Linked DNA regions of Homo sapiens: region 2 is linked to region 1. The links are chromatin loops, found by intact Hi-C in ENCODE. Cell type or tissue: mammary epithelial cell. All regions are shown on one strand. Links, peaks and the distances in the headings refer to the core of each region. The heading gives the core; the rest is flanking DNA. Region 1 overlaps ATG10 (autophagy related 10). Region 2 overlaps ATG10 (autophagy related 10).

What was found. A loop is a pair of places that touch in the nucleus more often than their neighbours do. Peaks named below come from ENCODE experiments on the same cell type or tissue, not always from the same donor. Only the 100,000 strongest peaks of a DNase experiment are listed, where the experiment ranks them.
Region 2: a loop joins it to region 1, with 11 times the contacts of the local background. A loop is called at or near these places in 3 of 110 quality-filtered maps.

The regions. Positions count from the first base shown.
Region 1 is chr5:82,169,839-82,186,337 of GRCh38, reverse strand. ATG10 (autophagy related 10) reads right to left here. Exons shown (of 8, transcript NM_031482.5): 5 at 7,751-7,848. Among named protein-coding and RNA genes, the nearest start is that of RPS23, 100 kb to the left of the region's middle. In mammary epithelial cell, for the core only: a CTCF peak has its summit at 11,516 (motif pointing left); no DNase peak of the experiment used is centred there; H3K27ac peaks cover 245 bases.
Region 2 is chr5:82,249,877-82,266,375 of GRCh38, reverse strand. ATG10 (autophagy related 10) reads right to left here. Exons shown (of 8, transcript NM_031482.5): 6 at 13,717-13,814; 7 at 12,947-13,062; 8 at 10,243-12,308. The coding sequence ends at 12,951. Among named protein-coding and RNA genes, the nearest start is that of RPS23, 20 kb to the left of the region's middle. In mammary epithelial cell, for the core only: a CTCF peak has its summit at 7,019 (motif pointing right); no DNase peak of the experiment used is centred there.

The DNA.
Region 1 (16,499 bases), core at 7,772-15,771:
AAGCCTGCAAGGTAGATACATTTATTGTGCTGCCATAAACCTGCCCCCTAAATGACTTATTAATACCCACAGCTAATACTTAGAAACTCAGATTCAATAAATTAGCAGTGAATTACAGAGAAAACAATCACATGATATCTGTAGTCCCATTTAAATAAAGCTCCACCATGAAGGAAGCCTGCAAAGGAAGCTGGCAGTGATTCTGAAGCAGCAGCAGCAGCAATCCATAAAGCCTTCTTAATTTTCTCGTCATTTAAGAATTAAACCACTTCCAGTTCACACAGATACTACCAGGTGCACTAAATTGATGTCATTATCAGCCATCAGGAAATACCCACTGAGACCTATACCAACACTGAGAAGTTTTGTTAAACAGCTGTGTGTTTTAATTGATTTGTATTATTTAAAATAGAAACAGTTAAAAGTCAGTTATCGGATGTTGTGTAAAAGAGATGCCTAAAGACTCCAGGGAGACTGAGTTCAGAAGAAAGCCAATCACTGGAACTTCACTTGAGCACTTAAGATTATTACTAGAGGAAGCACAATTAAATCATCAGTTTATCAGCCATCATTATAAATCACCAGGCAACATATCAAGCTTCATTATTTAAGAATCCTTAACCAGTGACTTCCTGCATCACTGAGAGTCAAAAGCAATCTATTCACCAAAAGGTACCTAAGGAGTATGTTTTTTTTGTTGTGTTTTTATTTTTTTTTTACCCTGAGAAATTTATCATGGAAACATAATGAAACCCACTAAAATTAATTGTCATGTTTTTGCATGTTTTAGGCATTCCGAAGTCTTCAAAAGGAACTCAGTGGTATTTGGGATATGCAAAATGTGTGCTGCACAGGCTTCTCCTATTCCACTCTGTACAAACATTTAAACTTACTCTTATATAGTATTAAATACTTGCATGGTAGGACGAAATGAGGAAAATAATCAACGAGTTTCTTCCCACTTTTATCCCTCCAACCCCATTCATTCACTTGTACTTTCCTTTCCCAGACATATGGAATCAGAAAATAAAGAACCTCCAAAGTTTTGGTTTCCAAATTTAAGCACATAGTTCAAGTGTTAGAAAGAATATATTTAAAAGGAGATAAGATACAGATTGAGTTTCATATACAACTCTCTCTCCTCAGAGCTGGGAAGGAAAGCAGGGGCTTAGAGAGAGGCAATTTTGAAAAGCCATTTCCCAAGAGGGGCATGTGTATGTGTACGTGCTCATGTGTGTGCATATACATGCGTACAAAATAACACAACACAATAGAATCTCTTGTGGTTTGGAAATTTGAGAATAGAGAGGATATGGTTCTAGTACACAGTAGGTTTCATGAAGAAAAGTCCCTTCCATCATCATCATTATATTTAGGCAGCTGTAAAACAGGAGGGGCAGCCAGACTTTTCTGAGCATAGAAGGACTGCAGACAGCCACCTGATGTTTCTGCAGCCCTGTTGCGGTAGCAGAAAAGAGTGAGGTGTAGTAGGGCTGACTTATTCATTAGACAGAGTAGGCATGGTGCCTGGGGTCTACAATACCTTTAGGAATCCATGAAAATATTTTAATTGCTTTTTAAAAAATAAAATAATAAACTTGTAGGTCAAAGAAAGTATTTTAATATATAGTATGAATACAGTCATCTCTCTAATAATGCAGCTATAAAATATAATTTTAATACCTTTTTATGGAGAAAGGAGTCCGTTAAGGTAAATGTATCTAAGGCCCACAAAAGTCAGGATGTGGTCCTAGAAAGCAAAGGTTTGATGAGAGAGACAGCGAGGGTGACAGAGATGAGGAGAAAGAGGCAGCACAGACCTGAAACAGAGCCCCTGGGGTAGATATTATCGGTTAGGGTCCAGAAGTTTAGTATAAATTCCAGGGTGGGAAGGGGGGATCCTAAATTTGGCATAGCTTAATCTTCAATGGCTGAGAAAATCACTGAAATAACTATGTTTACCTGGAAAAAATAATAATGATTATGATTACAATAATTACATAATATATTTACTACATATTATGTGCTAGGCAATGTACAACGTATTTTACATATATTGATTCATTTAGTCTTCCCATTCGCTCTGTGTAGATGCTACTGTAACCTCTAATGGAAAATCAAACTAAGACACAGAATCTTTGTAATTTAACCAAGATCATGCAGCTAGTAAGTGGTGGCATACAAAGTCAAATCCACTCTCTCTGGCTCCAACACCTAGATAAAGGCACTACCATTTCCCAAAGGAACCAGTTCTCCTTGGCTGACTCCAACAAGTCTGGGCAGGAATTGCACAACATGCATGTGCAACCACTTGTCATACCACTAAACAAGGAAGCCATCAAAGCCACATGGGTTGTATCAAAATGACTCAGGAGCCAATGTCTTTGGCCAGACTTCCACTGGCTAAAGATGAGGTAAACTGAACATCAATAAAGATAACCACTACTATGAACGGACACATACAAAACATTTATGAGTCCATAAAGACATATTTTTTAAGGTTCTTGGTTACCTTTGGAGGATACTAGAGAACCAACTCATTATCTTGAAAGCTAGCTCACAAAGGGAAAGAATCAAGCATTTATCCTGCCCTTCCTAATCAAAGCATACCTCAGGTAAGTAAGATGGAGAGAGAAACTTTGTCATTATAGAAGTAGTCCAACTAATAAATAATGAATGATAGAATTAGAACATCACCATCTTGCAATCACTAATGAATTAATGGGTCTAGGCAATAATCATCAATGGCTGCTAACATCACAAAAAAGAGGGATAACCAGACATAATGTCCCCCCGACGGCATACCCAGAAGCAACCATGAAGTATTCTTGCCAAAAAATCGAGCCTGAATTTGATCAAGCCTCAAGATCTAACTACCAGTTTATAAAAAAACACAGGGAGGAACATAGTAAACACCACAGAAATACAATTAGAAAAAAAAAATCAAGACTGCAAAACACTACAGAACAAACAACCTGTTTCTTCAACAAAAAATTACCAGGAAAAAAAAAGAGATGGAGGAATGAGAATCTGTAAGATTCCAAAAGTCTTAAGATATGTTAACTATTTTAATGTGTAAACCTTATTTTGGATCCTGATATAAACAAACTATAAAAAAAGAACTTGGGAAATTTAAACATTAATTGCTTATTTAATGATATTAAGAAATTATTAATAATTTTATCTGTGATAATAGAATTGTGGTTATGTTTTTTTTGAGTCCTTACCTTTTTTAATTAACTATTTTGAGATAGTTGTAGATTCATGTTTAGTTGTAAGAAATTATACAAAGAGGTCAGGTGCAGTGATTCATGCCTGTAATCCCATCACTTTGAAAGGCCAAGGCAGGAGGATCACTTGAGGCCAGAAGTTCAAGAGCAGCCTGGGGAACATAGTAAGACCCCCATCTCTACTTTAAACATAAAAATTTAAAAAAATGACACAAAAGGATATCTCATATCCTTTATCCAGTTTCCCCCAATGGTAACATCTTGCAAGACTATAGTACAATATCACAAACAAGATACTGACGCTGATTCAGTGAAGATCCAGAACATTTCCACTGCCATAAGGTTCCCTCACGTTGCCTTTAATAGCCACAGCCATTTCCCTCCCATTCACACTCCCTATCACCTGGCAACCACAGATCTGTTCTTCAGTCCATGATTTTGTCATTTCAAAAATGTTATAGAAATGGAATCAAACACTCTGCAACTTCTGGGATTGCCTTTTTGCACTCAGCATAATTCTTTGAAGATTCATCCGGGTTGCTGAGTATATCAATAATTGGTCCCTTTTTATTGCTAAGTAGTATTCCATGGTAATGGTATGCTACTCTCTGTTTAACCATCTACCCACTGAAGACACCTGGGTTTTTTTCCATTTTGAGCTATTATAAATAAAACTGATACGAACATTCATGTAGAACTCTTATCTTTTAAAAATATTTACTTAAATATGTAGGGATGAAATAAAATGATGCTAGGAATTGCTTCAAAAAAGTTCCTAACTGTATGAGATATGGAAAAAACCAAACTCTTCATCAGCTAATAAGCACATTACACAATTATCTCTACTTTTGTATGTGTTTAAAATTTTCCATAATATAAAGTTCAAAAAAAGAATCCACTAAGAAAAAATTACTTATCTGACCACTATACACCCTGCACATAAACACACATATCTTAAAGTGAAATTGAAGGTACCCATTTTTATTTTGTGACTTTAGGCCATGCCAAGATCACAGGAATCCCTTTCTTAAAACATAGAGCCAACACCTTCCAGTGATCATTATTGTAACACTCACTATAACAATTAAGGCAGATCCAACCTAAGTACCTGTTAACTTTCTTTCAGAAGTTTTTTTATTAGGCTACAGGGTTGATATAATAGGTAGTCTGTAATGTTGGGCAAAAGCAGGTAAGTAATCACCATAATCAAATGTATGAAATTTATGAGTGGCTTATCTTCAAAAGAGGGGGTTTACATCTGACATGAATAGGTCCTTATCATCAAGACAAATGCTGAAAGAACAGAAGTGTGATTACTAAAGATGAAGAGCAACAAACTATATGAGCACAATCAGGCCTGAAAATGAAGTGAAATGCATTTTATATTATGCAAAGGCTGCATTTGTTTTTAAGCCACTCTGGAGGACAGCATATTATTATCATGTTCAGTCCGCAAGCTAATGATTCTTTAGTATAATTCTGCAAAACGGTGTCTACTATTCAACACCACCAATATTCTATCAGCCCATTCTTCCCTAGTGCTGTATCATCTTCTCCCCCTCCATCTCACTGAGGACACCTTGTTTTCTTTTGTATGTGGTACTAAAAAATGAAGACCCATTCTCCCAAAGATCTCAAGCAAAGAAGAGGATATAAATACCAACCCATTAACCAATCTGGGATTAAAAGCCAAGATCTCCAAAGGAAATATTCATGATGATTTTCAAATGCCAAGTAGTGCAATGGCTGCAAATGAGTTTCCCCTACTTGGTCTGTAATGCCTCGACACGCACTGTGATGAGCAATTTTAAAGCTTAAATAAACATTGTTATTAGAAGTAGGATATCTGTTCACAGATCAAATCCCAATAAGATCAATTCCAAAGGACCACCTAAGTTTTATAGTTGTGTTGTAGTGTGGTTATATCAAATATCCCTCCTATTAAGTGAGCCCCAGCCTTAGTGTTAGAAATAGTAATGCTTGTTGTGATAGGATTTGATCTGTAATACCGTACTACGATAGGGAGGAAAAAGATGGTACACTAATAGGCTGTGTGACAGTGAAATAACTATAAAATGAAAGACATTCGTCAATTCTATTAAAAATAATCTATATACAGATTGGTTCAGTGGTGAGTTTAACAATGTAAGAGTTCTATCAATAAAAAGAAATCTATGTCAACATTGTATCAAAATCTTGTTCTTATGTCATGGGTCAGAACAAAGACACGTGGAATTAAAATATAAAATATCACAGACCACTAGAAATTGTGCTATATACAGGCCTGCATTAAGGAGATTAATTATCTGCTAGAGGCAGAAAAGGAAAATGGTAAGAACTGGATTCAAGAGTATAATGGAATTGAGAAAGAGTTGATAAATGGGTGTAAAGTTAAATACACATATATTTTTGAATATATTTTTCCTCTATCTTTTGCCATCTTTCTTGACTCTTACAACCAAACATTTTCTGGGTCTTGTGGATAAGGACTCTACAATACAAATTTTTGTACAGTTTGTGGCCACTGACAAGACACTAGAAGCTGGAACTCTTAGCACTCATCTTGACATACTTAAAGGTTAATCCAAAATAGTTTGTATAAAATAAAATGTTCTTGCCAAATCTTTAGGGTTGGTTTTCTCATATTTCACATTATCCTTCTTCACAGCACCACCAATGCCTGGTCTACAGATTTGGATTTCAGAGGGGCAATTTTTGTGAGTTGAAGTGGTTTCAGAGAAGGGAATGTATGAGAGGACAGGTAGTAACAGGTAATGCATACAGAAAAATGAGGGAAGGCATTAGATCTAGAAAAGATCACAAGAACAAACTGCACAAGAGGAGTATAGAGAGATGAATAACCATATTTGGCAAGAGCTGTATAGAGCAGAGGAGTAGAAGATAAACCTAGAAGAGCAGGTTGGAACCAGGGAGTGGCAACCTCTGATGCCCAGGCAAAGCATTTAGACCACATCCCATAGGCCCTCGGAGAACTATTGCAGGTTTGAGCACAGGTAAGTAAGCACAGCAGTGGTTAAAAAGATATGACTACAGGTAAGGGGCAGAGAGGAAAGGAGCAGAAAACCACAGGTAAGAGGCTTTACTAATTGTTCCACGTGAGGTCAGAGGGCTTGATCTAGGAGGGTGACAGTGGGAAGAGAAAAGATTAATTTGAGGGGCAGTGTGAAAGATACAAATACCTAAAGCTAGTTTTGTCCTCAATTAAAACCTAGAAAATGGTCATTGTTAAAGAACCACTTACAAGATGCTAAGGATTCTTATGTTGATTGGGAGGTAAACTGTCATTATGATCAAACACATAAGAGGGCATAAAAATTCTAATAACTGATAAACTCATTTTTAAAGGAAGCTTTCATTAGCTGAACAGAAGCTTGGAAAAAATAATATTTTTGATATAAGTAAAAATTATTTTTAAGGAGATGATGATTGGTTGCAAGGTGATGAGTAGTTTTAAATTTCCAAAATAACTACTGATTTTAGCAAGGCAGTAATGACTTACATGATTGACAGATCTATTTCCTTTACTTTTGCAAATCTACTTTTTATATCTACTTTTGCAGATCTATTTTCTCTACTTTTGCAAATCACTATTGCAACCATATTATTAATCAAAAGCTCTTCTTTTTTGCAAATGTATTTATGAGTAAAACTGTAAAACAGTATAGATTACATAAGCCAAATCATCTATTTCTTAATATATAAGCCAACTTAGTTTCTATTTTCATTTGCTTAATACATTTTTATTGAGCACATACTACATGATAAGTACTGTTTTGGTGCTGCATGTACAATGAAGAATAAAAGAGACATGGTCTGCCTATATGAGAGCTCACAGTACAGACAGTCCCAGACTTAGGATGGTCCAGCTTAACAATTTTTAGACTTTATCATGGTGCAAAAGTGATACATCTTCAAGAGAAACCATATTTTGATACCTATACAACCATTCTGTTTTTCACTTTCAGTCAAGTATTCAATAAATTGCATGAAGCTATTCAATATTTTATTATAAAATAGGCTTTGTGTTAGATGATTTTGTCCAACTGTAGGCTAATGTAAGTGTCCCGAGCACATTTAAGGTAGGTTAGGCTAAGCTTTCATGTTTAGTAGATTAGGTGTATGAAATGCATTTTCTACTTCAGATATTTTCAACTTACGATGGGTTTATCAGGATGTATTCCCATTGTAAGTCAAGGAGTATCTGTATAGTGGAGAAGACAGACATCAATTTTTTTAAATCATCCTAATATGTAATTTAAAATTGGAATAAGCATTCTAAAGGATAATTATAGGGCACTCTGAGAGCTTATAATAGGGTGGCTAAACCAAGACTGGGTCTGGGAAGGTTTTTTTTTAAGGAAACTGTCTTTGAGGTGAAATATGTAAAGATATAGACAAGTGAAATAGGGAAAAGAGTTGGAGAGGGAACTAGCAGAAAAGATGAGCAGCGGGAAAGAATACAATAACATGCATACAATAAAATGACAATACTCTCCAACCTGTTGCGTAATAGTGTCCCATGGTCCCTGTAGCAGTCGCATCTTATAGCACTCATGAACTCCTTCCCATATGTCCTTCAGAGTTAAAGGTCTCCCATCTGTGAAAGTGCATGGTAAAGACTGAGTTAGTAATTCATGTGACACAATGGTGCTTGGTGTCAATCTAAAACTCCTGGAAGAATATCATGACTTTTAGAAAGATCTTCAGTGCACATGCTATTTATATATCAAGAGAGTGCTATATGAATTACTATTTTCTTCCTGAGGGAAATTTAAACATTCAAGCTTCTCAGCTTTGTATCCATCTAGCATTTAAATTGTCTGCTCATTCATTGCCTCTAGGAATTTTACAAAATAAATAAAATCCAAATGTGTTTTAGAGAGAACTGACAGATGCAAGCACAGGCAAAGGAACCAACAGACTCCCATATTCATAAAGGTGCACCATGAATACTCTGAATCCTTCATACTTACTCTAGTCCTTAAAACAAAGAAGCCATACCCATGCATCTTTCACATTCTCATGGAGTATCTATAATGTCCAAATCACTCCATCAGGTACCATGGAGAATAGAGAGAAGAAAAACACGCAATTTCTCCTAACAAGGAGCCTAACATCTACTGAGGAAACTATGACAAGTATATTACAGTAGAGTGGTCTCTGCCTGAAGAAGACTGAAGCTCACTGATGGTCCAAGGAAGAGAGATATTAACACTTGGTGTCTATGGCAGGTGGAGAAAGGGACTCTTGGGGTGGGGAAGGACAAGAGAACGGGGTTGGCATGAAGAGGGCAGTAAAAGCTTTATTGAACAATAATGCTCTTTTTCTTTAAGTTGTTTCAATTATCCCTCTGTATCCACCCAAACAATGTATTTTACAAAGACCACTATGGCACTTACATTATACACAAGGTAAGTAAAGTGGAAAAATAGGTATCTAAGTTCTGAAAAGAAAGCAGAAAGAAGAAGTCACCTAAAGATTTCAAACCATACACTACTGGAAAGAAGGTGTCTTAATGCTAGAATCCAATATAACTTGATCCATTCAGAGCTATAAGGCCCTCAAGACTTATGGGCGTGCTCTTTTGGGCTAATGGATGATATCACTTAAAGATATTTCACATAGCAATATACTGAATATTTAGACCAAAGAAGTATTTGGTCATCAAGGGCAACAAAGCATAAGGAAAATAATCTACTCAAGAGCTCCAAAAATCACTGTATTAAGACTTTCAAGTATAAGTAGAAATGTATGATGTTGGGGGAAAAAGCACTAGATTTGGAATCTGGACTAAGTTTTAAATCCTGGTGTTGGCACTTACTCTCCATGTGAGTGCAAATTATTTTGCTTTTAACTTTACCTGCAAAATGAGAATAATGATCCTTTCTGGGTATTGTTCTTTTGAGGCTTACATTAGTGAATGCACCCAGGACTGTGTTAGGCACACAATAAGAGCTCAATAAATATCAGGAATCTCCTCCCAGCCCTCACACAATTATTCCAGTAATTCTCAAACCTAAAAGATTCATTTCTAGACTGTTATTTCTTAGAATTTTCCCATGTTGCTATACCGTGCATATCATCTTTGATATAGTACCATACTAATATTATAAGCAGGGCATTTCTCATGTTTGACCTAAAAAGTTGAACTTTTCCTCAACCTTTATTTTCAATAAATAGCAATAGAATATTTTGATACATTTTCAATAAGTATCTTCATCTTGGCATTTATCTAGCGGCAGGAGACCATTATCTTGTGATAAATAGTTTTATTCCATTGACATTTCCATGTCTGTAAAATGAACAAGATTTATTCATCCAATTAACATTTGAATGTCATGTTTAGCTACAAGTTAAAAACAAGCTGCCTTCAGTATCTGTGTTATATTGTTTTCTGAACACATTTACAGAGTAGGGCCAAACTCTGCTCTTAAGCACTATGCATCTTTGAAATATGCAAATGCCATGCATGCATATGTGTATGTGTGTGCGTGTGTCTGTGTGCGCATGCGTGTGTGTGTGTATTGGTGTGGGAAGAGGCAAATAAGATCTTAAGAACTTTAGTGTCAAATAGTAAACTAATCAAATTACAGAACGACATGCTTTTAAAATAATTTTTACACGTCAAAGTTAGAAGTAAACAAATACCTGTAGTAGGATAATAAAATGTTAGAGCTAGTATAACCACTAATTTTATAAATAGGGCAGCCAAGGTCTTACGAAATATGTATCTGCCAAAAGTATGCAGCCGGTTCATGACTGAACTGAAGTCTGAATCCAGATCTCAGGACTCACCAATGCTCTTCCTGCTGGTCCACGCTGCCTCTGAGGGCAGAGGCACTGCAAATGCTTTACAAATATTTACTGAGCAAATGATAAATGATGAAAAAATGCCTTCCTTAACTTTATTTCTATTACCATAAAGCTTTTCAGACCTAGAGAAGAATGCTGGGTTTCATATCTGGTAATCAGTAATGATTTTAATTTTATTCCTTAAAGTATTTCAGGCAACAATGTAAGTATGGAGTAAATGGTTTGGATAGAAGTTAATTTTAGAAGTAGATGTTTTATATAATTGGGCACCTACTATATGCCAGGCATCTGTTCCAAGCCTTTGTGATACATCAGTGAGCAAAACAATCATCCTTGTTTTCATGGAGGTTACATTATGCCTTGGGGTGTGTGTGTGTGTGTGTGTGCGTGTGTGTGTGTGAAAATAAACAATAAACACAATAAACAAGTAAACTGTATATTATCTTAGGAGGTGATACATACTATGGTGAAAACGAAAAGTAAAGCAGGCTAAGAAGTGCCAGCCAGAGGTGGGTTTGCAATTTTAGACTTTAGTGAGAAAGTAACTTGTGTGCAAACACTGGGAGGCACAGCGTTCCAGGGAGAGGTGCCAACCAGTGGAAAGACCACCAGGGCTGGGTAGGGGATCACTAGCACTACATGCATATCACTAACATTCGTCACTTAAAGCCAATGACTAAAAAAAAACACACATAACTTTATCAAGATATAATTCACGTACATACAATTCACCCATGTGAAGTGTACAATTCAGTTATATTCGTAGAGTTGTGCAATCATCACCTCAATCAATTTTAGAACATTTTCATCACCTTAAACAACAACAACAGCTGGGCACAGTGGCTCACGCCTGTAATCTCAGCACTTTGGGAGACCCAGGTGGGAGGATTATTTGAAGCCAGGAGTTTGAGACCAGCCTGGGCAACAAAGTGAGACTCCATCTTTACAAAAATGTGGCTATATAGGGAAGGGCAGAGACAAGAGGCCAGGAAAGTATTTACCTCAGTGGAGTCCTTTAGCTGCAATCCCAATGAGGCCTGGCAAAGCTTTATTTCTTTTTCTTCAGAATAAGCACTATTTTCTTCTCACCCCAACTTTCTAAACCAACTTGCTTGCTTTTGATTGTTGTAACCAGAGCTTTGTTTGAAAAGTAGACTCTTCAAATGAGGAAACCAATGGAAAAATTGGTAATATAACAGTGCAAGTCTGTTATACATCCACAATGATGCAACTGGTTGAGATGGCTTAGACAGTCGTGACCTCCATGAATACCCTCTCCAAACCATGGTCTCCAACTTCCAAAATCTAACCCCCTTAAAAAAACTGAGGAAGGTCAACAAGCAATTATAATACCATTGTTAAAATATCTGCTTCTTCTAGGCCCATAACGGCTATCTCAAGGGCCACTGCAGTCTCTTTAGCACCTATTGAAGTTCTGTGTTTGGCACCCCCTGCTGGTGGCATGCTAGGCCTGGTGGGACTACATGTTTTTAAAACAAGCATATCAGGTCTTAAATATTCAAAAGACCACTGTTCCTCAAAACAGTCACCTAGGGAGGTTACCTGATTATTCAGCAAATTCAACCAATATTTATTCCAACAATGCTGTAATTCTGTCAATGGAACTGCCTTTGAACTTTTGAACTGCCTTCAGAGCCAGACAAGTAACTAATTACTTACTAGTCCCAAATAGGTTTAAATCAAAGGAAAAAAAATTATACTTATTTTATTCCATATATTTGCTTCCAAATGATTTTGTTGTCGCCAAACAAATTCACCTTTAATAAGTAACCATCTTCCAACTTCTAGCCACAAGGACTGGAAGAAGTTTCAAAACCAGCAGTTCCCAAAATATGTTGAGTAATCAGAGTATGGTTGGCAAAAGTATATAATTTTGCTTTTCCTCTGTGTCTCTGCAAATCTCTCCAGTTTCTGCTGACCACTTACACTGTAAAAGGTCTGGGTAAATATAGCTTTGTCTCTATGACAACAATGACTTAATGAGGTATGATGTGGTTTCTGTTCCCTAAGCCTTCGTCACTGGTTTGCCTAGTCACAGTTCACACCTTCATCATCAAAGACACACAAAAGTTAGTTTTTGAGATCTTTCATACAAAAACAAAAGATCTAACTTAATCAGCAATATCTTCAAAATCGTGGCATACATTATTAATATCTAAAATGCATTCAAATATGATCGTGACTAATTATTTCAAAAGCAAAATGGATACTTGAGAAATCCCACTGAAACAAACTGGGATATTTATATATGTATAAAGAACTGCATCATATAAACAAAGTAGAAACCTGAAGAATGTTGTACATATCCACTTATTTATGAAAACTGAAGACTCAAAACTTAAAACACGGACATAAATACTTGGTTAAGTACATAAAACACATTATTATGTGCCTGCATGTTCAATTCAAAGTATCTTCAATGAGAAACTTTAAACCATGTTAAGAGAGTCTATTTTTTTACATCTGGCCTCAGTCAGAGGAGACATAAGCATACTCAATCAACAACTCCTTCGTTTCAGATCCAAGATACTCAATCGCACCAATTTTAACATGCTTAGAAATTTCATTAGTCACATTGAGGCTGTGTAGCTCAGTAAAATCTCTTGAATACTTGAAAAAGAAGTAGAAGCCAAAATAATTTCAGTAGTAACCTACATAGTGAGCATGGTAAATTGAGGTCATTTATATAACAAGTGTTTATTGAGTGCCTACTATGTGCCTGTATCACTTGGAATGATAATACACATTTAAGCTAATGGAATGTTCTGTCAGTAATCTAAAGTGTCAATGACAAAAGAAGAAGAGACATTAGGTGAAAAATAGAATAATTAAAAAGTACAATCTTTAGCAACTGCCAGTAGCATTTAATTTGACATTTTCATATAAAATCTCTCAATTGAATAATAACCCACATGTCAAGTAATCTATATATTACTCAAAATGTGCAGCTTTCTAAATTAAATTTCTCAGGGCTATTAGTTTTCATGAGCCAATAACAGCATGAGATATTTCACCAGCACTATCTAACTCTAGTGCAAGCACGCTGGAGTCACCTTTATCCTTATTGTGCACGGTTTCACTAACATTTTTTAACTCCTAAAATGAAGACTAGAGAGAGTACAAATAATTCAGAGTAAGTTTAAGAATAATGTTCTGAATGTGGCCATTAGAAATAAAAAGGAAAGAGTAGATTTTTCACAACAAAAAATGTCATTATTCAATATATTGTCTTCAACATAGCTTTGAAAGATATAAAAATTCATGTCATACTCCACAGTAAGGCAGAGATGAAGCTCCACCAAAGGGGAAAATTCATTTTTGCTTCAGTGAGAAAATTATATTGTGATATGAAATGAGTGCAATTGTTCACGTACATTCATTTCAGCTACTATACTGGCTAATTCTGTAACTTTTATTTATTCCTATAAGCATTTTAGGACTTTGTATCTTTATTGGGCTCAAGAAATCTAAATGAAATTCCAAAAATATGAACTATGGCAACTTTCTTTTGCTTGCATATAACATCAATTAATTAATTTAACCTATATGGTTCTTAAATTTCAGTTATTTGAATGAAAGTGTCATGTAGTGAAAAATGGGCTATAGAGTTTAAGTCCCAACTCTACAGTTTTCTATGTACCCTTGAATAAATAATTTAACCCCTCTGAGCAGTTTTTGTCTTCACATGAGGGTAATAATAGTTACTACCTTCTAATTTTATTGTGAAGATCTAGATATATAATTTGGCTAGCATGATTGAAAGGCACTAAGTGTCAAGCACCATTTCCAATATAAGCTCAGGATCCTCGAAACTCTGAAATCAGTATTATTGCTAACTCAATTTTTTTTTCAGATGATGAAAGAAAAGAAATGGCAAAGTTCAATAACTTGCCCAAGGTCATAAGGTTAGTAAGCAGCAGAGCTAGGAATCAGAACTAAAGTTTTCTGACTCTAGACCATGCGCTTTTCACCACTACATTATATGTGTTTCTGTGCACAGGAGTTCTTTGTAAAGTGTAAAGTTATACATGCATATTAGTTGTATTGTTCTTGTTGCTACTATTACTAGTGGTCCCCATCAACACTGCCTAACCTATGAGTATCTGGAATTTTCCCTTTCATGATTTTCTTCCCAAGCCTGGCTCACCCTTTCCCCTATCACTCATGGACAAATCCCATGTCCAGCCAAGGCCTCTCTTGATCACCACAGCTCAAGGTAGTCATAGCTCTCCAAGCCCTGGTGCCTTTTACCTCTCTTATGGTCCTTAACATATTCTACTTGTTATAGTGAATTTCAGACCTATCTTGTGTTTCCCTCACTAGACTGTAAGCTCCTTGATGGTATTATCCATCTCTGATTTCCTTTATTTATCTCAGCATTTCAGAAACATATCCATGCCTTATGTATAAATATTTTCAAATGAATGAACAGATGAAAGTTCAACATTATTTCTAGAGTAATTAGCACATTCTAAGAATAATGGCTGAATGATCATAATAAAATTAATTGATTAAATGTTTTACATTTATATTTTTAAAAACCCTCATACTCACATAAATCCATAGCATTAAGCAGATGCAGCTATAGCAGATATGTGATTTCTCAGTATCCAAACACACTTCCAATTTGGGAGATAAATTCCAAAATAAGTAGGAGGCAGAGCCCCATTTCTACCACCAAAGCTAAAGGGAGGCAGATATTCCCTTGCCTTGTCATTCTACCACCTTCAGTTGACTCTACGATCTACCCTTCAATAAGCCTTTTCCTGCTTATCAAATTATTTGCAACCAGGGGTACACATCTAATATAGCACAAATAGATGGTTTAAAAGTCTTGCTTAATAAATATTTTCAAAATTATCAGCTTAAAATGTTATATATTTGTCTAGCAGTCTTGAATAGAAAAAATAGATGTTAACATGGTTTTTAATTACATGAGAAAGTTTATGTGTGTTACAATCTATTTTTATGAACATATGCCCAATAGCACATAAAGGAGCAATTATGAATCATCTTAAACTGTCCACACACAGTGTTAAGAAACATGGAATAACGCAAGTGATGTTATACCCTTCCATTTAAATTAAGTGAATCACTTAACCTAGTAAAGGACATATAAGACCATTTTGATGAACCTCTGAATCAGAAAATGGTCCCAAGGGAAGCAACATTGGGTCCACAAGATACCTGAGACATCAGCCCTGTGATACCACTATTGATCCAGAAATCTGAGAACCATACTACCAGCTGGATATCTACAGCCTAAGGTCTGCTGGTTCTAAAGCAGAAGACACTCTGTTTTCTTTTTTTTTTCCCTGAGACAGAGTCTCGCTCTGTCACTGCAGTGGCGTGATCTCGGCTCACTGCAAGCTCCGCCTCCAGGGTTCAAGCGATTTTCCACCCCACCCTCCCAAGTAGCTGGGAGTACAGGCGCTTGCTACCATGCCTAGCTATTTTTTTTTGTATTTTAGTAGAGATGGGGTTTCACCATGTTGGCCAGGCTGGTCTCGAACTCTTGACCTCAGGTGATCTGCCAGCCTCGGCCTCCCAAAGTGCTGGGATTACAGGTGTGAGCCACCGCGCCCTGCCAACACTCTATTTTCAATCCTATCCAAAGTATTCTGAGGTTTTGATCCCAAACTCTTGAGATTAATACTCAGTAATTTGTATTCCTGGCTTTCCTCAAACATTATCCCCACATCATGGACCTATTACTACTATATTACTCTATACCAGCACTTTGAATACCCTTACTTCCACCATCCAACCTGGTCTCCTTCTCATGGAATGCAGTCTCTGCCTTCTCAAAACAGCACCTAACATATAGACTCGAATACTGCTTTGATGACTTTGAAGGAGCAGAAAAACAATACATGAGTTACAAGTTAGGCAGTGATTTGTTTCAGCATATTTTAAAAAGAGGCTAATGAGATTTGTGTTGTGCACACAGTAGGCACTCATGTATATTTTAATAGGTATTTCAAACAGGGCTCATTGTGCCAATAGTAAGCAAAGAGATGTTTTTTCCATATGGCACAAACATTCACCTAAGAAAGCTAAAATACAGTCGCTTACAGGTTAATAAAATTAATGTACTTACCTTGTTATTTTCTCTCCCAAGCCTCTGGGTCCAACTAAAATCTCTTGCCTTTTGTATATGTGGCTAAGCAATATTCTGCTTAGAATAAACCTTTTGGCTAACTAGCTATCTCTGTAGTTTTACTTCCCATTTCTTTAGCACCTTTCCTTTAGTACATTTTCAAAACAGGGCTTGATTTTTCAATGAGATTCTATTGCTATCATATGTTCTAACCCAGCATGTGACTTCTATCCTAATTCCCCAAAATATTTCAAACATTTACATGGCTCAACAAATAATTCTCACTAGATTTCCTCTGTTATTTGGACTTTTCA
Region 2 (16,499 bases), core at 2,757-10,756, 85 kb before region 1:
AGTGATCACTAGGGATTCAGAATGGGGGCAGAGTCTGACAATAAAAGGAAGGATCGTACGAGGGAGTTTCTTTGTGGGAATGAAACACTTCTGTGTCTTTATCTTGGTGATATTTATGGAAATCAATACTTGCAGTGGAATTTCATAGTACTATACACACAATAAAAACATGTAAAAATTGGTCAGTGAGTAAATTCTGTAGTTAATAGTTTTGGACTAATGTCAATTTCCTACTTTTGAAAATATACTCTGGTTATGAAAGATACTATCATTTGGGAAAGCTGGATGAAGGGTATACACAAACTATTCTATTGTTGCAACTTCTTGTGTGCCTTAAATTATTTATAAATAAAAAGTAATGTATTTATATATATGTATATATAAAATTTACAAATGGGTAAGTTAATTTAGTCTGTTATTTAATCTGTATTCTCTTTATTTGCCTAGCAAAGCCCAAACCAATCAGAAATTGTTATAGCAAAAAGAATCAGGAGATCACTTAGTTCTGTGGTTCCCAAACCCAGTGACATCAGAATTCCCCTGGGAAACCATCTTGAGGGTATCCATGAGAAATCTGTCAGGTAGTTCTTATGTAGCTACCCCCTGTTTTCTCCATTTGTGGTTATTACTGCTCTCATCTTAGAAGTTGGAAGCCCAAATAAGGCAGCTGTTAAGTATTTTATAAATAAATTTGCCCAAGTAATTGGCACAGCTCAAGTCAAAACAATAGTCTATTCTCCAAATGGAATTGTTCCTGTCAGAAACACCCCATCGCAAAACGATAAACACTGCCTTACAGGTAGCTACTTAGTAAACTCAGGCACAAATTTATCCGGGTATTTAGTAAGAGTTTTTGTTTTCTGTTTTGCGAAGGGGAGTAAATTTTCTGTGTGTTTGTATGAAAATATTGAAACACTCCAGTTACTGATGTTCTGAAAAAAAATTTTGAAGGTCTAAACACACAACACCTCAGATAAATGTGGGCCTTTTCATGTTATTTTTTGATAGCACTGAGAGACACAGTTCTAATATGACAGCTATAAAAATTCGAATGTGTATCTGTATGTGTATTGGATTCCTGTATTTCATTCCAGGAAAATGTCTAGTTGTAGGATTGGTCATAATGGTCACGCTGTGGATAATATTCCTGGAATCTGTTGGAAGGTTGTCAAAGTAGCTAGCGTTTTTCTTTATTGGCTTTGCATAAAGCCAAGAAAAGAGACTACGATAATAAATTACCATATTACAATAAAATGTTCACTAACAGTAACTTATGTAATCTTTATTTTAACCTATAAAATCTATGTCAGTGGATTATTTAAGCATTAACTCACATTCTCATGCTACTGTAGTTGGGGGACTGTCTTTGCTGGTTATACTGAGCAGTCTTCGTTTCTAACACAAATCTTGTCCTTATTGTTTGGTAAAGTGATATTATGTTTGTTAGTACCGGAGGAAGAGAAGTGGATTTTTATAGCTTATTGTCACACTAATGTCACCACAGAAGGTGTAGAGCAAACCATTAAAACATTTAACAATTAAATGTTTTAAAGCATAAATTGTCTCATAGAAGAAAATAGTTTTTTAGAGTGACACATTTGAAGGGAACCATGAGTGACAAATAACTAATATTTTCAAATATGCACATGCCCAGTCGCCACCTCATTCAGATGGTCACTTAAGCCTCTAATATATGATGTGTATCTTCAAAAACAAGGGAGCCACTCACACACAGCTCTCAGATGTGTGCGATGAGCACCATCACAAATTCCTTCCTTAATGCACTCTGCTTTCCAGCTGACCTGAAGCTTGCAAACAGCAATTCTGATGGTAAGGAGGGTAAGGAGGAAATCAAAGTCCCCAGGTCACTAGTCAGATCTAGCCACAGAAGTACCAGCTCCTTTTACTCTGCTTATTTGTGGTAATAAGTTATTGTTGGCATGAATTCTGTTCTCTAATCTAGTCACAGTGTGGGAGAAATTTTTAAATCTAGCCTTCTAAAACTTTTTTTTTGAGACGGAGTCTCACTGTGTCACCCAGGCTGGAGTGCAGTGGCGCGATCTCAGCTCACTGAAAGCTCCACCTCCTGGGTTCACACCATTCTCCTGCCTCAGCCTCCCCAGTAGCTGGGACTACAGGCGCCCGCCACCACACTCGGCTAATTTTTTGTATTTTTAGTAGAGATGGGGTTTCACTGTGTTGGCCAGGCTGGTCTCGATCTCCTGACCTCATGATCCACCTGCCTTGGCCTCCCAAAGTGCTGGGATTACAGGTGTGAGCCACCGTGCCTGGCCTAAAACTCTTTTATTATAGTTAATTAGAAATAGAAATCCGGGCACAGTGGCTCACGCTTGTAATCCCAGCACTTTCGGAGGCTGAGGCGGGCGGATCACCTGAGGTCAGGAGTTTGAGACCAGCCTGGCCAACATGGCAAAACCCTGTCTCTACTAAAAATACAAAAAATTAGCTGGGCGTGGTGGCGCACACCTGTAGTCCCAGCTACCTGGGAGGCTCAGGTGGGAGAATCACTTGAACCCAGGAGGCAGAGGGTGTGGTCAGCCGAGATCGCACCACTGCACTCCAGCCTGGGTAACAGAGTGAGACTCCCTCTCCAAAAAAAAAAAAAAAAAAAAGAAAGAAAGAAAAAGAAAAAAATAAATAGAACAAGGGGCTACATTGCTTGGCTGTGCTAAAAGTGTAGGACATACAGAGCAAACCCAAATTTCAAAGTGTATATGCTAACAGATGTATTATAATGCTTACTTACCTCTTTCAGCAACCAGCTAATGTTTAAATCTGTACAATAATGGGCAAAGTAAGACATGCTTTAAATAATTTTTCATTTCAATCACAGCTGAGAACAGTAGAGAGAACTGTTACTTTTTAAAACGTGTCTTGTTCATTTCTTGCTTTGGAAACTGGTATTAAATAGATTTTGTCATATCTTTTTTCTCCAATAGCTTTATGAATTTATCCAGCTTATAATAAGATTCTTTTTTCTATACAGTTTGACAACTTTAGGTACTCTGTTCGTGTGTGTTTGCAGGTAGTATGACAACTTTTCCCCCACAAGTTCCTAATAGGTTCCAAGTATTTCTCCAGGATCTTAATTATAGTATACAATAGTTGATTTTGTTTGTTCTGTATTTTACACATTTTCTTATATGTTTATAATTAAATACTTTTCTCCTTATCAACATACTCATCTTCCTCCTGCGTGTGTGTGTGTGTGTGTGTGTGTGTGTGTAATGAAAGAAAGCCATTGTGAGTGGAATTTATTTGCCAGGATTCCCATAGATGGATAGGGTTTGGCCCATAGGTGGATTTTAGAGGGACTAGGAACGCCTGAAACTATATGCAGAATTTTCCAATTATGTGTGTATATTTGTGTATATGAGTTCCTAACACAAGAAGCCAGCTACTATTTCAACCTGTACAACAATGAGGATTTAGTCACATATTACATAATTTTCCATTTTAATCACAGTTGAGAACAACTGAGAGAAGTGGACTGTGGTTTGACATGGTTTATGAGTGTTCCCAATGTTGTCCAGTTCTGTAGATGATCCAGTCTGCAGAACCTGCAAAATGCACATTTTACATTCTGCTTTTATTTCATGGCTGCCCTAATTATGGTCATTTTAGGGAAAAGTTCCCATGCTATTTGTAAAAATTAGAAAGAGGGCACAAAGCCTCACCCTCAGGCATAAAAGCAGAGGACAAAAACCCAAAGATGTTTTTAACATCTAAGAATGGAAGGAATAAATCAAATAAAAATGTTCAGTATGCACCTGTAAAAACAAATGACATAAAGTCTGTTACTGCTTAAAAGTATTTGAGCACAGTAAGAAAAAAAGGGTTAAGTGAAACAAATATGGCAAAATCTTGGTAATTGTTGATTCCAATTTATAGGTATGTGAAGGTTAATTGTACTATTTTTGCATATATTTGAAATTTTCCATAATATTTTTTTAAAATTACATACATATTCCAATTGTTTAACTGCATATTCTCTGGTTAAACTGAACCAGAACATGGACAATCTGCTCTTATAGGAGCACAATGGACATGTAGGGGCAATGAAGTCACAAGAAGAAGGTGAGAAAATGAAATTTAACATGCTAAGAAAAATATAACATATTAAGAAGAAATGAAGCTGAGGATCCACGAAATCTTAGCAAGACAAGAGAAAAATGTTTAATTCAGTGATTAAAGCAAAGTAAAATAATTTTCAAAGATTTAAGAAAATGATAAAACACAGACTGCTGCTGGGAATGTAAATTGCTATATCCTTACTGGGGAACAATTTAGTGACATGATCCTATATCCTTTGATCCATTAATTCCATTAACAGCGTAACCTAAAGAAACAAAATGTGAGCACAGGTTTCTGCCTACATTTCTCATTGCATTACATTTTTTTTTTTTTTTTTTTTTCTGAGACAGAGTCTTGCTCTGTCCTCCAAGCTGGAGTGCAGTGGCACGATCTCGGCTCACTGCAACCTCCGCCTCCCAGGTTCAAGCAATTCTCCTGCCTCAGCCTCCCGAGTAGCTGGGACTACAGGCACACGCCACCATGCCCGTCTAATTTTTTTTGTATTTTTAGTAGAGACAGGGTTTTGCCATGTTGGCCAGGCTGTTCTCGAACTCCTGACCTCAGGTGATCTGCCCACCTCGGCCTCCCAAAGTGCTGGGATTACAGGAGAGCCACTGCGCCTGGCTCATTGCATTACATTCTGAAAGCTCTTTGAGGGTAGGGGCTTTGTCTGCCCTACTGACCACTATATTCCTAGAACAGTTCCTGACACGAAAAAGTGCTGAAATGAATGTATGTTAAATAAACAGTGAGGAATTAGAAAAGACCAAAACTCAAACAATAGGATAATTATTTGGTACATTTTGGAATAGAAGAAATCCTAGCTAGTCATTTAAAATAGTATTTTCAAAGAACATTAAATGACATGAGAAAATGTTCCAGATATATTGTTAAGTGGAAAAAAGCAGGATGTAAAACCATATACAGGATGCTCCTAATTAAATATGTTTAAACTAGCACAAGGAAATACATAAAAAATTTAAAAGCAGTTATTCTAGATGATATACACTTCAGTGATTTTTAAATATTCTCCTTCAAATTCTTCTGTGTTTCCCAAATTATCTATGAGGACTCAAATCTTTTTTTAAAAAGGAATTTCTAGTTTTACATTCTATGGATAGATTAAGTCTAGCATTACAAAAAGAGCCAAAGTCTTCTTTGATTACTTCCAAACCAAGTTCCCACTCTATACCTGCAAAGAGTGATCAAAGAAGTCTTGGATCACCTTTTTTACAAGTTTGGTGTCCTTCCTTCTAGATCACTTTTTATATTTTTCATACACTTGCAGTATATGTACCTATAGAAAATACATGGTATTAGTGCATTTTAAAATATAAACAGTATCAAGCTGCATGCATAGTGACTTCTTAGTCTATTTTGTGCTGCTATAATGGAACACTACAGACTGGGTAATTTAAAATGAACAGAACTTTATTGGCTCACAGCTCTAGAGGCTGGGAAGTCCAAGATCGAGGGGTTGCATCTGGTGAGGCCTTTTTTACTGCTTCATAACATGGTAGAAGGCATCACATGGGTGAGAGAGAGTAAGCAAGAGGGTGCCAAACCCATCCTTTTGAAAGGAACCACTCCTGCAACAATGGCATTATTTCATTCAGAAAGGCAGAGTCCTCATGGCCTAATCATCTCTTAAATGTCCCACCTCTTAATAACTGTTAGAACAGTGATTAGCTTTCCAACACATACATGCTTTTTGGGGGGACACTTTCAAACACAGCTCATAGTTAACATCTACTATTTGTTTTCTGTTTTAACTCAGTAATGTTTCTTGAGATGTGCCCATTTTGATACATGGAGATTGAATTCATTCCCCTTAACTGCTACATAGTACAACATTTTACTTAGCCATTTCCCTATGGATAAGCAGGAAAGGGCCTGGGGACTGTTTCTTTGAAGCTACTGAAGGACAGCACGAGGAGACTACATCTCACTCTGCTGCTGGTCGGGAGAAAGAAATCTGCTCACAGGATAGGGTGGGTGGCACTTCTTGAAAGAAGAAAGCAAGTTCAATCCCTGATACCTGCAGAACAGAGACCAAGGAAGACGGTCCAGGCCTGGACAGGGACTCCCAGTATAGAATGTAAGCCATAACCAAGTCATAACAAGTGTCTTCTCATTCTCTTCACATCAAGTTCTGGTTCTCAAAATGTCTCTGACACTGATTTCTTTCTCTTTACTCTGTCACCTTCCTAACTTAGAAATTCATCACTTCACCACTACATTAGCTTCTTGGCCTCTATCCAGTTTCTCTTCCTTCTAATCCATCCAATTTACCACTTCCAAATGAGTCCTCCAACAACTACACATAGTCAACTTTCTCTGTTAAAACCTTGAAAGGTGCCCTGTTGGGTCCTACTCATGGTTCCCTTTTTGGCCTTCCATGGCCCCTAACTTAAAAGCTTAGCTTTCTAGCCTCTTATCAAATTCTCTGTCCTTCAAGTCCCACATCTTCTGTGATTCTTCTCCAGGGCTTCGTGATCACCCACATATTCAAACATTCAACAAAGATTTAGTGAGTGCTACCAAACACCAGGCACCATGCGAAAGCCTGAGGTTCTGGCATGTACCTGTAAATAACAATGCACCAAAGGCTGTAGCTATACTGAACTATGATTTCCTTTTAATTTATCAGGGCATGCTTTGTTAAATTTCTGCCTCATGGTTATAACCAACAGTGACTTCTGGGTATTTGAAAAGCTTCAAAGTAATCCAAGAAAGCATTACACAGCTATAGGTTTTATTTATTATTATATAGAGTTGATTTGAATGTAGGAATACATGTGAGTTTTCAGTTTATTTTTAATAATTTACAAAATGAGACCTGGTGGTCACTAAAATCACTTTCAGCTCCAATGGTCTAGAATGCAAGATACTTGCAACAGAACCACTAGATGTCACTACTAACAATACAAAAGTTAAAGCAAGGGCTTGAGATCACAGGATTACTGTAAAGAACTACCAGATTTAGGAATAAAAATGTGAAAATGCTTCCATAGAGAAGCCCTGTAAAAATCCAGAGGAGTAGCTTCAAACACCTTTGTGCACATGAAGTGCCGCAGAAACAATAATTGTTAAGTACTTCCTATACCCTTCTATTAATAGAATAGCCTTCAGCAACTTACTGGTCAGCAGCATAAGGAGAATCAAGTCTTAGAATAGGAAGGAAGCTTATTTGTCCATCAGTTTTCAGATTTCTATTTTCTGGCACTAGAAATACAGTCTATGTTACAACCCAGTGCACACGTGCATGTGTGCGTGTGTGGACACACACACACACAGATTTCATATATATATAAAATATATGTGTGTGTATATATATAAAATATGTGTGTGTATATATATATATATAAATATATATATAAAACATATAGTTGAAACCAAAGTTTCACAAAACAATAATGCCCTTACTATGTGTAGTGCACTTTGATATTTTCTTTTTTATGTATTCTATTTCATTAAAAAAAAAAAAAAACTGGCTGGGCATAGCGGCTCACACCTGTGTAATCCCAGTACTTTGGGAGGCTGAGATAGGAGGATCTCTTGAGCCTAGGGGTTCAAGTACAGTCTGGGCAACATAGTGAGACCTCATCTCTACAAAAAATAAGCAAAATTAACCAGGCGTGGTGGCATGCGCCTGTAGTCCTAGCTACTCAGGAGACTGCAATGAGAGGATCCCTTGAGCCCAGGAGGTCAGGCTGGAGTGAGTCAAGATCAAGCCATTGCACTCCAGCCTAGGCAACAGAGTAAGACCTTATTTCAAAAAAAAAAAAAAAAAAAGCTTGTTACAAAACAATAAATTGATTTTACTCAATCAAATACACTTTCTTATGTTAATATATCAGAAAACAGAGGCCCAGAGAGGTGCAGTGACTTGCCCCAGGTAACTCAGTAGTCAGAATTCAAGGCTTTTCAGGACACTGGCAGGTTTTGTTTTGGAAGACCCTAGGTAAAAACTGAAGTGTCTTTGGCACAATCTCAGCCCCTGCTGTGCTCCTCAACCTTCTAAATCCTGTGGCTAAGACACTGCAGTAAAAACAAAACAAAACGAAACCTGACAAAGTGTATGGATGATTAGTTATATGCAGCAGCCATTTAAAAATACAGGTTCTTTCTTAAACGCAAATGTGATCACTTTAACTTTTCTATTTGAATCCCAGCAGTGGCTGTGGTTTTCGGGCCAAATACAAATTCTCAGTGTGACAGTAAAGACTCTTCCCGAGCTGGCCCCAGTCCTGCTCTAGCCAGCTTGATTCTTCACCACTTCCCTACAAGCACCTTCAAGATTCTTCCTTCACTCTTGACCTGGCTAAGTCATAAGGTTTTCGAGACTCCACTCACATTCCTCTTCTGCAAAGCCTTCCTTGGCATGTGCTTGCCCACAGCATGCAGCCTACTGTTCCTGAAGCTTCCTCTTGTGTGTCCTCTCCACTGGACTATGGCATTCTTATGTCTCCCCATTTGCTATCTGTGGCACCTGGCCTAGGATTCAGTATGTAAGAGGAAATCTGCTTAAGTGAATATTTTCATATTCTCATTCTTAAATTTTAACCCTAAAAAAACCTCACTGGAATATCTCTGGATTATGTAAGAGCTGATTTTGACATTGCAGAGCTCTATTTCCTAATATTTTGGGAGTATGAATAAAAACCACTATACCTATCATAGGAGAAATACATGCAAAAACCCAGTTCTGGCCTTTTTTCTCTTGATTTTAATAAGCCTTTGTTGGGGGGAAGGGGAATTTTGTTTTTTTAACCTCTAGCTCGTAGGCTAGTACCTGCTGAGCAACACAGCCTCTGCTCCCCTCACTGCTCCCTCCACTGGTCCCTCAAAGAGTTTTCCCACCTCTCAAATTCCCAACCCAAGAGCCTTTCTACTTAGGTGGCACACACAGACATTCTTCTGTGTATGCTGCAACACAGCAAATCAAGGACAGTGGCCAACACCTGAAATGACTTAATTAATACTTATCAAGTTGGGGAGAAATTAGAGCGGAAGAGAGGCAGCTAAAAGCTCATAGTGACTAAGGATGGTGAGTAATGAAGGGAGCACTGATTGGGGTCTGTGGTGGTCAGAGGTGGCTTTGTGACAGTGAATCACCAACACCAGGGTGGGAATTGGGTAGACCTGTGGGGAAGGAAGCACTTCCAGGTGGGCACCAGCATAAGCAACAGTCAGCTAAGGGTGTGAAGGAAAAGACTCCCCAGATCAGAGAGCGCTTGGCACTGGGGAGGGCTCAGACATACAATGAGGTGGAGAGGAGTAGGGATGCTAGTGTCGCTGAAGGAGCAGGTCATTATCCACTGTCACCCCTCACTCCATGTCTCACTGCCTTGGTTAAAGCACATTCAGTTTTATGTATCATTTTGATCTTCTCTATGCCCTTGTCAGGTAAGCAGCATAGATACTGTGGGCTTTATTTTTCAGAAATAGTTTAAGAAGGAAATAAGAAAATTGGCCCAAGTCACACAGCTAGCAGTTAACCAGCCTCACAGTTTAGATCTCTGGACTTCTATTTCACAGACCTAAAAATTCACGGTTGTCGCAAAAGACACATAGCTGAATTTCCCTATTTTACAAATAAAGAAACTGAGGACCACAGAGGTGAAGAAATTTTTCCAAGGTCACACAGAAGCAGAATTTAGGAGGTGAGCTGGAAGCGACTTTACCCAGCCTTATTTCTGATAGATGTTGTACATTATTTGAGGAAGCAGGGAGAAAAAATCCTCATATTGCCGAGAAAGAACAGTTACTTCAACAAAACCAAATATCTTCTAATGTTTAATAACTGTCAGGATAACATTCTGTTAGCATAACTGCATTTATAAAAATGGAAATTGTTATCAACCAAAAATTAGAAGTTTTTTAAGTGAAAAAAATTCTAGAAAGAAATCAAGCTGCTTGAGGAGATGGATCTATCTGGGAAGAAAGGCCTCCCCAGTCTACAGGAGCTCCTTGGAACTTTTTTCTGCCACTGATGAATTTTTAGGTCTTTGTTGATCAGAGAAAAAGTTGTATTTTTAACTTTTTTTAAAAAAAACTAAACATTGGCTCCAAACTGATAGACTCTCATCTCAGAATCTGTTAGCAAAGGATAACTAATGTTTGCAGACAAGAACACCATTCAGATGACACATTATTATAATTTATTTTACACTAGAAATGACATGGCTTGAGAAATGACTTGCTGAGAAATCTGTGTTTACATTAGGGAGATTGGGGGGAAAATCCCTCACAGAAGTTGAAAACATGCTAAGTGGTAAATACCAAAATGCCCAGCAAGCATTTAAGCCGGCTCTCATCCTAGCATGAATATGGGCAGCTCAGCATTTTAAAATTTACTTTTAGCTTTTCTAGCAGTTTGAATTAACCCTTTCTCTACTTCCACTTTCTCTGTGAGAGTTCAGCTCTTAATCTGCAGACGTGGACTGAGGGTGCTGTCACGGTGCTCGGTGATCCACTGGTGAATGATGTCCTCACCTGAAGCAGTTTCCTACAAGTGGGCTGCCTTGTGTACATGTCTCCTAAGCTTCCTTACTATCCATGTAAGGCCTAGACAAACATTAGGAAGCAAGTTCAGCTTGTATGGATTGGAAAAGGCCTGTCAGTAGAGCAAAACAATACAAATCAATGTCACAATAAAGGTATATCCAGACCAGAGGTTCTCCAGAGCAGAATCACCCCCAGAGAGACTGTGTCAGGTGGCCCCAGCATCTGTAGCTGTAAACGATCCTCAGGTGATTTTAAGTATATCCCTCATTCAAAGACACACTAATCTAGACTCTCTAAAAAGCCAATGACATTTTAATCTTCGTTTCAGCTCCTAGCAAATGAAAGCAAAAAACAAAACAAGCAACCAAAAAAAAAATTGTTCCAGGTTAGGTTTATCTTAATACTTAACTGGCTATGAAACTTATTTACAGCCTTAGTGAATACCAATTATATACAAGAAAGGTGAGCATTTAATGAATATTCGTATAATACTTTACAATATCTTATCATGCATTAATGATCTCATGTGGTTCTCACAGCAACCCTATGAGGTAGCTTGTTAGTTTCAAATTAAAGATGAGGAAAATAAGTCTCAGGGACATGAAGACTCGCTCAAGAGCCCTCAAAGAGTACAGCAGAGCAGCTGTGGGGTTGAGAAGCAGAGGGGTAAAATGACCATTGTTTTATTACTATAGGTCAAAAAGAAATTTTAATGTTTAAATATCTCCTATAGCTTTTTAGAAAACTTCTAATTACTATGCCACACTTTGCTGGTAAAACATATTATCTCACAGTAAAATATTGTGTTTTTTCTTTGTTTTACAACTATCTACACAAACACCCACACATACACACACACACACACACACACTCACACTCACTCTCTCTCTCTCTTTTGGAGTAAAACAGAAATAATCTATTGTTCCTGAGTTTGATTGTGGGAAAATCACTTAAGATAGGTCATGTTTATAACACCAGTTTCAGGGACAGGTAAATCCAGTAATTTAATTTTTATATATCTTACATTAAAATGAACACACAAATACATTTCTCCCTCAATCTCCATGTCAGACAAATGGAAGTGAAGTACTTGGCCTAGAAAAGAATAACCTGCAAGTGCCCTAATAATGTTGGTATTCCTAGTATTAATAAGTTAGATTTGTTTTTTTGCTATTTATAGTGATGTGTCTTTTTTTTTTTTTTTTTTTCCCCGAGACAGTGTCTGGCTCTGTCACCCAGGCTGGACTGCAGTGGCACAGTCTCAGCTCACTGCAACCTCTGCCTCCTGGGTTAAAGCCAACCTCCCACCTCAGCCTCCTGGGGAGCTGGGACTACAGGAACACACCACCATAAACAGGCAAATTTTTGTATTTTTTTGTACCGACAGGGTTTCACCATGTTGCCCAGGCTGGTCTCGAACTCCCAGGATCAAGTGATGCTCCCACCTTGGCCTCCCAAAGTGCTTGGATTACAGGTGTGAGCCACCATGCCTGGCCATGATGTATCCCTTTGAAGTGTTTCTTCTAAACATTCAGCCTATCAAACACCAGTTGCTGTAGACATTTGTGTCCAAGGGAAAAATAATCCATGTCACATCTTGGTGAGATGAAATATTCCATGGTATCAGTCCTATTAAAGCCAGGGCTGGCCAGGTAAACTCTTGGCATTCTTCGTGCCGCAATTCCTAAACTCAATAGAAGAATCTGAAGAACATAAAACAAAAGCCAAGAGAATAAAAGAAAAATAACTGAGCAGTAAAGACTTATTTAAGAATATCAGTACTAAAATAAAACTATCCATTCCTGTCACTGAGTGCATGCTACTTACAGCAAAGTAAAATATTTCCTGAATTGGTGGCCCCCAACCTTTTTGGCACCAGGCACCAGTTTCAGGGAAAACCATTTTCACAGACCGAATGGGAGATGGTTTCAGGATGAAACTGTTCCACCTCAGATCATCAGGCATTGGTTAGAATCTCATAAGGAGCGCGCAACCTAGGTCCCTCAGATGCGCAGTTCACAATAGGGTTCACATTCCTATGCAGATCCAATGCTGCAGCTGATCTGATAGGAGGAAGAGCTCAGGTGGTAATGCTCGCTTGCTTGCCCACCCAGCTGCCGCTCACCTCCTGCTGTGAGGCCTGGTTCCGGTCCATGGCCTGGGATTTGGGGATCCCTGTCCTAAATAACTTGGTAGGGGACTGATTGGAAAACTAAAAATTAAGTCAGGGTTTGCCCACTAAAGATGAAAGCAAATTTTGCATTTGGTGGGATGAGTCTAAATGCAATGGAGACATTGATCTTTGTAACGGCAAAACATTAAATCCAGGCTTTTCTTTTACCTTGTTAAGGGACATTTCGTTCATCCTGAGACGTTGCTTTGGCATAACTCAGAGGTAGATTCAGCCCAACAACTGGCCCTACAATGCTCAGCCATGATGTGATATAGTTGACATTCCTAGGAAACAAGTGAAATACAGGCCATGCTAACGTTTCCATTGTAGTTTTTGGATGAATGGTAGAACATCAGTTGGTCACCAACAATAACAAAAGTGAGGCTTTCTTCAAAGATTTGTACCTACCACCTGGAATCTCAGCATTTCTGAATGCCAGCCCCATTGCTTGACAAGAATTTAAGGTCCAGAGAGCCTGTAAGGATCCCTCATTAGGGTAGTTGAAGAATGAGGTAAGGTACTGGCTCCTGACTTCCCTTGATGATTCAAATTTTACCCTTACAGTTTACAGCACTTACTAAGGTAGCAGAGTGCAGTGATTAAGAGCATGGTTCTGAGGCCAAAATGCTTAGATTCAAATCCCACCACTTAACTAGCTGTGTGACCTTGTTTGAGTGGCTTAACTCCTCTGTTCTGTAACTTCCTCCTCTGTAAATTGGGCAAAATAATAGTACTTAGCACATAGGAATGCTGCAAAAATCCAATGTCTTACTGTATCTAAAACTCTTAGAACAGCATCTAGCATATCCTAAAAATCATTGTGTTAGCCATTATTATTATTAATATTTCTTTTTTAGCCTAGCATTTAGAGTCACATAAAAAGATTTACACTTTTAAAATCAGAGTAGAAGCCAATGTATCTTGATGGTGTTTCTTACTTATTGATTTTCTGAGAATTCTTTAATACAGGAGTCATGAATTCATTCGTCTTGCAGGGATGAAGTACAAAAAAGGGTTGCCCAAGTATTGGATGTTCCTGTAAGAATCAGAATTGGTCCAGGATCAGTGTGAGTTACTTTGAAAAGGCTAAAATAATTTATCTGGTTTACTCCTTTAAAATAAAGGTTTGTCTCAAATTCCAAGTTATTGAATTAATATACAGGTTTATTTTCTATTTTTAAAAACAATTTATAATCCAAACATCAGAAGAAGTTGGTGAGAAAGGACTATTCATTGATAAAGCAGTATGGTCGAGTATAGCAGGGCACCCATTTTTGTTTACACAATATAAACTGTAGTTGCATTTTATCAGTTCCCTCTCTGTTGGCCAGTGTTTCTCTTTGGCCTATCATTATTCTTCAGTTTTTCTTCAAGGATGTTCACAAAGCTCAGTAGTTTGACAACCTAAACAATTCATTTTATTCACCTCTTTGTCAATGGTAAGAGACTCAAAATCATTTGCATATTTCTTTACACAAATTTTGTCAACATGTTGTTTCAAGCCTACATGTATCCAGTGCCAGTGGGCACATGTTCCACGAGTAGAACCAGGGATGGGAGGAGATGGCCTGCACTATTTAAATTGTTCTACTTCTGTTTGTCTCTCTCTCTCTTTCCGTCTCTGAGTTTTTGTTTTTCTTTTTCCTCATTTCTCTCCTTCTGTCTCTCCCAAGCCTACAGGGCTGTTTTTATAAGTTAAAAGCCTGAAATGTAACTCTGTTTCTTTTATAAGGTAGTAATTGGATATAAGATATAGGTCAGACCATACCCAAGTTAGGGACGTGGACATCATTTGGCAAGCAATGGGGAGCCCTAGGAGGTTTCTATGTAGTGGGTAATCTGTGCACAAGTTCTACCAACAAAAACACTATTATTGATGATACATTTATTGATTATTTGTATTGTGGATTAACCATTATACCAACACTGCAAACTCAAATACCTATGAAGACAAAGCAGGTGACCTAAGGGGATAATGCCAGCTAAATACACCAGCAGATGACGGGGCCCGTGAGAAACTGCCGAGTGCACCCATCCAAGGCCATGCTGGCTACTCTGCTCCAGCCAACTGTCCCATGTGGGAATGCAGGTTCAGCATGCCAGACCTCCCTATTTGTGAAACTAACCTAGAAAAGCTGAAGTTTATGTTAAACCTCCTACATTTAAGTGTTGGCATAATTTATTTTTAAACATGGAGTGGGACAAGTAAAACAGGCTTGTAGGCTGGATTTAGACTAGGGGATGCCTAGTTTCTTCTCTTGGCTTCTTCTCTCAGCCAACCCAAGGGGAAGCTGAACTCAGAGCTGTTGATGGGATGAATTATGTGGCTGTCCTTGCTGCCTCTACCCCTCAGCTCCAAACATTCATGTCTGTATGCTTATGCACATATCCACTCACAAGAACTGGAAGGGACAATTCCTCTTGTATTGGTGACACTGGGTATGGAGATTTGGGGTGGTGGTGGTGAGGGATGAGTTATCCACTAGTGATAGGTTATTGCATGTATCTGGCATTTTTAGCACCACCTGGCATTTGTTTCTCCCTGAGTGCCATCTCCAGGTGACTCTGACCAGTCGCCTGATTCTTCCAGCAAGGCATCAGCTTCCTCTCTACAGCTCTCTTCCCAACCTTCATTCCCATCCCTAACTGGGCCCTGGGCTCAAAGCCCTGATGTGTTGGGCCTATGCCAAGTCCTCCTGTCCAACTTGAATCTGGTTTCCCTTACCTGCCTTAAACTAATATTTAGCAATTCAACATATATTAATCAATCATCTTTTTTATGTGTCTGCCAGAATACTTCTAGCTATAGTTATAGAGACCACTGCATCTCTTAGATAAACAATGTTCCTGATCCCATGGAACTTAGATTTCAGTGCAGGAGACAGCCAATAAACACACAGAACGAATAAATAAGATAATCCAGATAATTATAAGCCCTACAAAGGAAACACAACAGGGTAACATGATTCTGGAGGGATTGTGGTGACATTAGACTTGGAAAGGGAAGGCCTGAAGGAAGAGGTAATACAATGGACTGAATGTGTGTATCCCTCTTAGGGTTACACCCTAAGAGGTGTAACTCTCACTCTTTTCCTATCATGTGGGGATACAGTGAGAAGATGGCATCTATGAAATAGGAAACGGGTCCTCACCAGACACTGGATCTTCCAGTGCCCTCATCCTGGATCCTGTAGCCTTCAGAACTGGGAGAAATAAGTGTTGGTTCTTGAGCCACCCAGTCTATGGTATTTTTGTTATGACAGCCTAAATGGACTAAAATAAGGTGAAACTTAATCAAAGATCAGAACGACAAGGAAAAAAACAACCATGCAGAGATTTGGGAACAGAATGTGGGGGCAGATGACCCTATGGGGGAAATGAGCATAGAAAATATGCAGGAAAAATGCAAAAAAATTTAGAATTATCCTGGACTAAAACAATGACTGTTTAGAAAGCTGGGATTTAAAAAAGATAAATGTAGTCTAAATTCTTTTGGGATGACTTACATAGTTGCCAATGGAAGGAATAAAGAGGTATAATCCAATCTTATTGATGTAAAGTACATGTTGACTTTAATGAAATGAAACCTACAGTTACAAATTTCCACTAGACGGAAACACTCCTAATAGGGAGGATCAGTTCAATCACGCAGCCTCCACTCTCTCCAAGACTCACTTTCCCTTTGGCATCTCTTTCTTATCTAAGAGGTGGATAGGCACTT